2 separate regions of the Homo sapiens genome follow, and region 1 is linked to region 2. A link is an interaction called in ENCODE POLR2A ChIA-PET data of the cell type or tissue named here. Cell type or tissue: GM12878. All regions are shown on one strand.

Region 1 (4,000 bases), 550 kb before region 2:
CTTTTTACAATCATTTTAGGTAAGTCATTCCCTCGTTGATGGCAAGTCATGGAAAATGAAAAATTAACATGTAATGGGTGCTTTAAATGACTTTCCTCTTCATACACTTTCTTCTCATGCCTGTAATCTTGGAATTAGAAAATAATTTAGTTATCTAAATATAAAAGTATTTACTTTTTTTCTTTATAGCTCAAATGTGACTCTATTATGTTATTGTTAGGATCATTATTTATATTTGTACCCCTCAGAGAATGGTAAATTTTATCACAAGTCATGGCGGAGATAGAAAGCATTTTCCAGATTTGTCTTGTTGCTATTGTCAAAGTTAGCATTCCATTTGAAGGTACTGTTATCTAGAGCAGGGACCAGCAAACAACAGCCTGTGGGCCAAATGTGGCCCCTCTGCCTATTTTTATAAAGTTCTATTGGAACACCTGTTCATTTCCTTATTGTCTATAGCTGCTTTCCTGCTACAGTGCAGAGTGGAGTAGTTGTCACAGAGATCATATGAGTTTTAAGTCTTAAATACTTTCTGGCCCTTTGCAGAAAGTTTGTTGGCCTTTAATCTAGAGCTTGACATAGTAGAGAATAGGAACCAGAATCCTCCCTCCCACAAACCCACAAACAGGTTGGCCTCTTTCCTCCCCTTCTGGGACACAGCAATGGAAATGCCTTGCCACTATTTACAAGTCTGAAACTCATGGGGCTCTTTGCCAACACACAACACCCACCCCCACCCCCAACCCTGCACCCGCAAATACTGTGAATACTAAAATCAGTTATCTTGGGCTAAATCAGACAGCTCTTCATACTTGATTCTAGGATGGACAAAACGTTAGCAAATGCTAGCAAGTATAGAAAAATTGGTGAGAGAAACCTAAATTTGAGAAAATTATCTCCATTACTTTTTTTTTTTTTTAAATGGAAAAAGGCTCTCGTTACCCTGTCCTCCACCCCTTACTCTTCTGTTAGAGTAGCAGATCCCTTGATCCAGGAAGCTGTGATTTATGGATCTTTGTGGGGAAAGGAAAAGGGGAGCAGAGTGAAGAGGGGAGGCTGGATGGGCAAGCGCAGCTCAAAGGGGAACGTCAGGCAGAATGTCCCAGGGCTGCTGACTCTGGCTTGGAAAGAAGCTTAGATCAGAAGTTTCCCTCAGACTTGCACTTCTAACTGGCCTCATGCTGCTTCTACGGAACTTCTGAAACTGAATTTTCTTTCTTGTTTCTTCTCTCTTTAATTCAGGTTGGTATAAGAACTAGGCTTTTCTCTTGACTTTCATTCGGCCCTGAAATAAAATTAGAAATATATTTTATAGGTTTTATTTAATGAAAGCAATTATTGCTCCAAGGCCTTTTATGATAAAGTTGCCAGTTTGTAATAAATTATCTTACAGTTACTTTCTAGGCATTATAAGGTATCACAGAAAGGAGGCAGCAACGTTCCTGCTTTTATTAGCCAAGAATATGGTTGAGGAGACAGTGAGGTAGCCAGATCATCTTCCCATGTGGGAAAAGACCTGTTCCCCTGCCCTTGATTCATCCTGCCAGCCCCCTGCAGCCTTATCCTCTCTGCCTCCTCAATACCCAAAACCACCAAATCATGTGACGGGACGATGGGTAAAACCGGTAGTGAAAGGGGAATGCAGTTACATGTTCCCAGGCCGTGTGCAGAAGAGGTGGGGTTTGGAGTCTGATAGTCTTGGGTTTGAATCTGGGCTCAGCCACTTTACTCTGGGCAAGTCTCTCAACCTCTCAAAACCTGTTTCCTCTTCTGTAAACAGGCAATGACCAAAACCTGCCCTCGCATATTTGTGGTGAGGTCAGAAAATAATACATGTACCACGTCTAGCCATCTTTCCTGGTGTGAAGTAGGTGCTCATTCTTTTTTGATTCAGTTTTCCTTGTCTGAGGTGTGCTTTTCTCTTGTCTCCTGTAAGCTTCACTAAGCAGAAAGTGTCCCGTCAGTATTCTTTTTGGTTGGTTATTTATTGATGATGTGGGATGTGGGGGAGTTGATTAGCTGATTCCATCATCATGAAAAGCATTTCTTGGGTGCCTGTGTGCTTATGTTCTTGTTAAAAATGTTACATATGACCGCTGTGATGGGGTGTTTACAACCTGTGGCAGACAGTATCCCATTGGGCAGATGTGAACAGGAGACGACCGTGATAACCTGTGAGAGGCTGATGGCTGACATGCTACAAAGGGGCCAGGCCTTTCCAGCCTGGCCCTCTTCCCGGGCCTTCTGGACCATACATTTTCCAATAGTCTTTTCTTTCTCATAACCCTCCTTGGTAATAGGCATCATTCCCAAATCAATCAGGATGCAGTTCAGTTGTACAGAACAGAGACCCAAGATGTCTGTGGCTTCAGCAACAGAGAAGCTGAGTTCTCTCCCTGGTGGCATTCTGGGTGGGCAGTGCAGGGCTGGTAGAGCAGCTGCTCCTCTCTTGTCCTCATATTCTAAGTGTCTGCTCACCCCAGCCTCATTCCCCATCCCAGCCAGCAGGATGTAAGCAGGGCTGTAGAAAGGAGGGCAGATGGTCACCAGCCATCTTTTAAGGAAGTGCCACATAACATATCCACTTAATGTCATCGGCCAGGACTTAGTCATAACCAGAACATGTCCTGACTCTGAGCTGCGAAGCCAAGAGGCCAGCTCTGGGTCACCATCTCCCAGTGCCTCCTGGCCCTGCCATCCTAGTCACAAGATGGCTGCCACCGCTCCAAGCACTACTCTCCCTTTTGTTCGGATCGAAGACTTCCCACTGGGCATGGTGGCTCACACCTGTAATCCCAGCACTTTGGAGGCCAAGGTGGGAGGATCATTTGAGCCCACTGAATCTGGAGCATACTGGCCACACCTGGCAGCAGCAGAGGCTGGGAAATGTCACCTTTATTCTGGGTGAACAGAAGCTCTGTAAAAATGTCCTTGGGTGGCACCGGAGGCACAGGGTGCTCCAGATTCAGTGGGTTCTGTGGGGTTCAATATCAAGCTGGGGTGAGGAGGTCAAGCCTCCTCTACCAGATCGCCTATGTCCAGCCTGTCTCCTGGGAGGGCATTCATTGAGGCCTTCAAGCAGAGGGGAACTGCCCTTGGGAGGCTCATCACCTTGGCTGGCCTCTTCGCTTCGCAGCCCAGAGTCAGGACACGTCCTAGTTATGACTCCCACCGGCTCCATGATTTTGGACATGCTTCTAAATCTCTCTGGTCTCGGTTTCCTCATCCATTAAATGAGGCTAATAATGGCACCTACTTCATAGAGCAGTTGTGAGGATTGAATGAACCTATAATTGCATTCCCAGTACGTGATAAGCACTCAATAAATGCTGGTCCTTATTATTACAAATCTAGAACCATATTCTTTTCTTTACCATATTTTTTTCCTATGAATAGTACAGGGACTCTCTTTCAGGTGGCAGGAGGTGGTTTTGGGAGGCAGGCCTGGGCTACAAGTCCTCCACCCATACTTCCACCCAAAGAAGGTGGGATTTTTTTCTGTAGACTTCCTGACCTGATAGCCTGAGTGAGTGATTGAAGCTTCCTGCTCACCAGTCTAATTAGAGACTGGAAGCCAAGTGTCTCCATGGTCTAGGGGCCTCCCTCATGAACTACAGCTCTTTGCGACCCAATTCAAATGCTGCCTCCTCCATGCAGCCTTCCTTGATTTCTCTGTTTGAAAACCCCCTGCCGACCTAAAAGAGGTACCTCTCTAAATCCCTAAAATGCTCCGTCTGTACCTCCCACATTCTACCTGGCATTAGAATGTGTTGTATATGCCCCACAGTTCTTCTACTAGTCTGCTAGTACTTCCCAAGCAGGATGAGTACAGGTTCTGATTTGTATCACCTACAGTGCCCTGCACACAATAGGTGCAAAGTAAATGGTCATCAATAGACGAATCTACCTCAGCATCCACAAAATGAGCTCTGGCAGTTTGGCACATGCAGCTATAAGTAAGAGAAAATTGAACTAAGGATGCCTGAAATAGTAAGAGCAT
Region 2 (4,000 bases):
GGTGGTGCACACCTGTAATCCCAGCTACTCGGGAGGCAGAGACATGAGAATCACTTGAACCCAGGAGGTGAAAGTTGCAGTGAGCCGAGATCACGTCACTGCACTCCAGCTTGGGCAACAGAGCGAGACTCTGTCTCAAAAAGAAAACAAACAAACAAACAAACAAGAATAACCCAGTCCTCAGTGTCAAATGAGTTCCATCACAGCCAAGCACACTGCCAGCCTTTCTCTTTCCCTCACGAGAGAACTCTCCTGCGCTCAGCTTTCCTCTCTTCATTTGCATTACAAAAAGCACACCTGACCCTGTTGAAAAGGGCATTTAAGGAGATCATCAAAGGGGCCTGTGGTGCTCCTTTCACAGCACATGATCTCTCTCCCTGATAAGCCCTCTCCCCAGCCTTAAGAAACCCACATTCGGGAGCAACATTACGCTACCAGCTGCAGCTGAGGGCTCTGGGTGAAATCGAGCCAGGGCTGGGGAACAACTCAAAAGTCATCTGAGAGGTGTGACACCTCCCTGGCGTCCAGACCCACGGCAGGCAGCCTACAGACTTTTTCTCTTTGACTTTTTAAAGTAAGATTTATGAAACCACTTTTCCTATCACGGCATAAGAAATGATAACTGCTTGAAGGATTATACCTCTTTGCCATTTGATGACATCTCTGTAAGTACAGGGAACTATGGGCTCTGTCATCTTTGCATCCCTAAAATCAAATTCAGAAACTGGCCCCCAAAAAGGCTGTTGAATAAATACATAAGTAAATTCCATTTTTATACTATCTACTGATGTCTAAAAATTCCAAATTAGAAGTTAAAAATCCTATGATAGATATCTAAAGGAGAACAAAGTAATCCAAAATTAATTATATATTACATGCTACCTAGGATTTTATGAAACTGAGCTCAATCTCAAAATTAAAGAACTGTACTATAGGCTGGGAGCAGTGGCTCACGCCTATAACCCCAGCACTTTGGGAGGCCAAGGCAGGCAAATCACTTGAGGCCAGGAGTTCAAGACCAGCCTGGCCAACATAGTGAAAACCCATCTCTGCTAAAAATACAAAGATTAGCCGGGTGTGGTGGCTGGGGCCTGGAACCCCACCTACTTAGGAGGCTGAGGCACAAGAATTGCTTGAACCTGGGAGGCGGGCCATGAGCCTAGATCGCACCACTGCACTCCAGCTTGGATCACAGAGCGAGACTGTCTCAAAAAAAAAAAAAAAAAAAAAAAAAAAAGAAAGAACTTACTGTAAAATCTGCTTTGCTTTGTTACTCACTCTTATGAATACAGAGCCAATCACTGGTTCTAGCCTCACTATTATGCTATATTAAGGGAGGAGACCACCCCTCATATTGTCTTACACCCAATTTCTGCCTCCAAATAAAGAAGTAAAAACTAAAAGGCAGAAATGAAATCCACAGGCAGACAGCCCAGCGCTGAGCCCTGGGCCTGGTAGTTAAAGATCGACCCCTAACCTAAGCGGTTATGTCATCTATAGATTCCAGACATTATATGGAAAAGCATTGTGAAAATCCCTGTCCTGTTCCGTTCTGATTACCAGTGCATGCAGCCCCCAGTCACGTACTCCCAGCTTGCTCAATCGATCACGATCCTCTCACGCGGACCCCCTTAGAGTTGTAAGCCCTTAAAAGGGACAGGAATTGCTCACTTGGGGAGCTCAGTTGTTGGAGACGTGAGTCTTGCCGACGCTCCCAGCCGAATAAAGCCCTTCCTTAACTCGGTGTCTGAGGGGTTTTGTCTGCAGCTCGTCCTGCTACAATATTACTGTATATATGTAAAATATGCTATATTACTATATTTTCTCATTTATAAAGTGGGAGTAAAAATAACAGCTACCTCATTGCATTTTTGTGAGGATTAAATTAGTTAACACATGTATAATAGTTATGGGACATAGTGACCACTTAAGAAATGTTAGCTAGTATTATTGTTGTTGTTACCAGGCACTGTTCTGGCTAACATTCTATTAGACCAAGTTAAATATTAGTTCATTTAGTTAATCTGCCCAGAAAAGTATTAATAGAAGCAAGTTGCCCATATAACCTGTCCCCTTGACAACAAAATTTGCCTTCTGAAAGCCATTAATGGATTCTCAAGGTACAAGAATTGCCTATGAATTGTTTACTTTTTAGAATATGATTTCCCCTTGAGGCAGAATATATATTTAACAGGTCCTAAATGTATACCAGAAAGAACTGAATCGCCAGCTTCACTAACAGGTTTCTCTAAAAAGAAAATCAGACAGCAATTTTACCTTCTGTTCAGGCCAGATGATGTTCCTAATCCTGCAAGGTCTGGGGTACTTTCATCTGATAAGAGCCCATGAGCTTCTGAGAGCTTCAAATGACTACTACTTAGGTTAAAAATAAGCACCGAGAAACAAAAACTGAGAAACAAAAGCAGAAGTATTTCTAAAATTGCTCTCTTCGCACTGTCTCGCTGCGGGTACTTTCCTGTCTCTCAGATCACTGACCTTCAGTCCAGCAATTTCCAGTGTCCTGCAGGCTGCTGATCCCAAGATGCTCAGCCACACAAAGGTGTTGCGGCCAAGTAAGGTTGGGGAACCCATACTATACTCCCTTTTGCCACAATACCTTTTTAACCAGACTCCTTTTGTGATAGTAGGTAGCTAGTTAGACCTGAGCAGGGCAGAAGAGGGCTCCCCTGCCCCACTCCAGGAGTGTCAGGCAACCACTGAGGTCAGGCAGTTGTTAACTGTCTCTCTAAAATAATAATTGGGCCGGGCACGGTGGCTCACACCTGTAATCCCAGCACTTTGGGAGGCTGAGGCAGGCGGATCTCTTGAGGTCTGGAGTTTGAGACCAGCTTGGCCAACACAGTGAAACCCCATCTCTAATAAAAATACAAAAATTGGCAGGGCATGGTTGCGGGCACCTGTAATCCCAGCTTCCCCGGGAGCCTGAGGCAGGAGAATCGCTTGAACCTGGGAGGCGGAGGTTGCAGTGAGCCGAGATCGCACCACTGCACTCCAGCCTAGGCTACAGAGCGAGAATCTAAATAAAAGAATAAAATAAAATAAAATAATAATTGGTCACAGCCAGCACCAGAGAAAGGCAGTCTCCCAATAGATAGAAACACCTGAAGCTGGGAATCAGCAGTTTCCTGATAAGATCTCAGGAGTTGGGCCAGTGGGCTCAAGCAAAAAAGAGGCAAAATGGCAAAGTTTAACTGGTATATGACCTTCTAGGAACATTCAACTGGTAAGAGAAGAATGCCTCGAGTGAGCATGCGTACAACTCCAGTAAACATACCGTGCATGCATCACTCCTAAGTGCTGGCAGCCACTGCGGATGCGGAGAGCCCACCCAAGGGAAGAATCAGGAGACAAGGGACACAAGCTCCTGGAAATATGACAACATATAAAATCCCAAGTCAATGGGGAATCCATGCACTTGATCTCTCCAGTCACCCCCTTGGCCCTCTTCCAAGTTCACTTCCTTTCATTCCTGCTGTAAAGCTTTTGAATAAACTTTCATTCCTCTAAAACTTGCCTTGGTCTCTGTGTCAAATATTTTCTTCTGAAGAGGGAAGAATTGAGGTTGCTGCAGACCTGTATGGACTCACCACTGCTAACACCTTTTTCAAGGAATATCTACTAGAATCTAGGTGTTGGAAATGCTGAAATAGTCTAAACTAACCAATTATTTCCACCTTAAAATGACTGTAGGCTCATTCACCTGGCCTGGCAAAGTCAGCACTTACTTAAAAGCAGATGGGAGAGAATGTTGACCCTATACATACCCACAGTCCCTGATCAACATACATTTTCATGAAGAGGTATATCTTGGATCAAGTCAAAAAGAAACTATCCCCGGATCCATCTGAGGTGTGTCCCATACTCAGGGAACACACCAAAAAATTCAGGAATGGCTCACAGGGAAGCATGATTTCAGAAGATCGGGAGCATAAGAAAAAGGAAGATGATGACACTATAAGAGAAATCCTATCAACAAAAG

The links. Peaks named below come from ENCODE experiments on the same cell type or tissue, not always from the same donor. Only the 100,000 strongest peaks of a DNase experiment are listed, where the experiment ranks them.
Region 1: POLR2A ChIA-PET joins it to region 2 with 8 read pairs; 1 of 35 experiments calls an interaction of 5 or more read pairs at or near these places.

The regions. Positions count from the first base shown.
Region 1 is chr12:94,269,859-94,273,858 of GRCh38, forward strand. All of the region lies in intron 21 of PLXNC1 (plexin C1), which reads left to right. It also overlaps a transcript of CEP83 not described here. Among named protein-coding and RNA genes, the nearest start is that of PLXNC1-AS1, 95 kb to the left of the region's middle. In GM12878, no CTCF peak of the experiment used is centred here; a DNase peak (open chromatin) is centred at 1,725; H3K27ac peaks cover 760 bases.
Region 2 is chr12:94,815,813-94,819,812 of GRCh38, forward strand. No RefSeq gene overlaps it. Among named protein-coding and RNA genes, the nearest start is that of MIR492, 17 kb to the right of the region's middle. RefSeq lists enhancers at 1-638, 159-248, 2,229-2,748. In GM12878, a CTCF peak has its summit at 2,664 (motif pointing right); a DNase peak (open chromatin) is centred at 2,459; H3K4me3 peaks cover 2,113 bases; H3K27ac peaks cover 4,000 bases.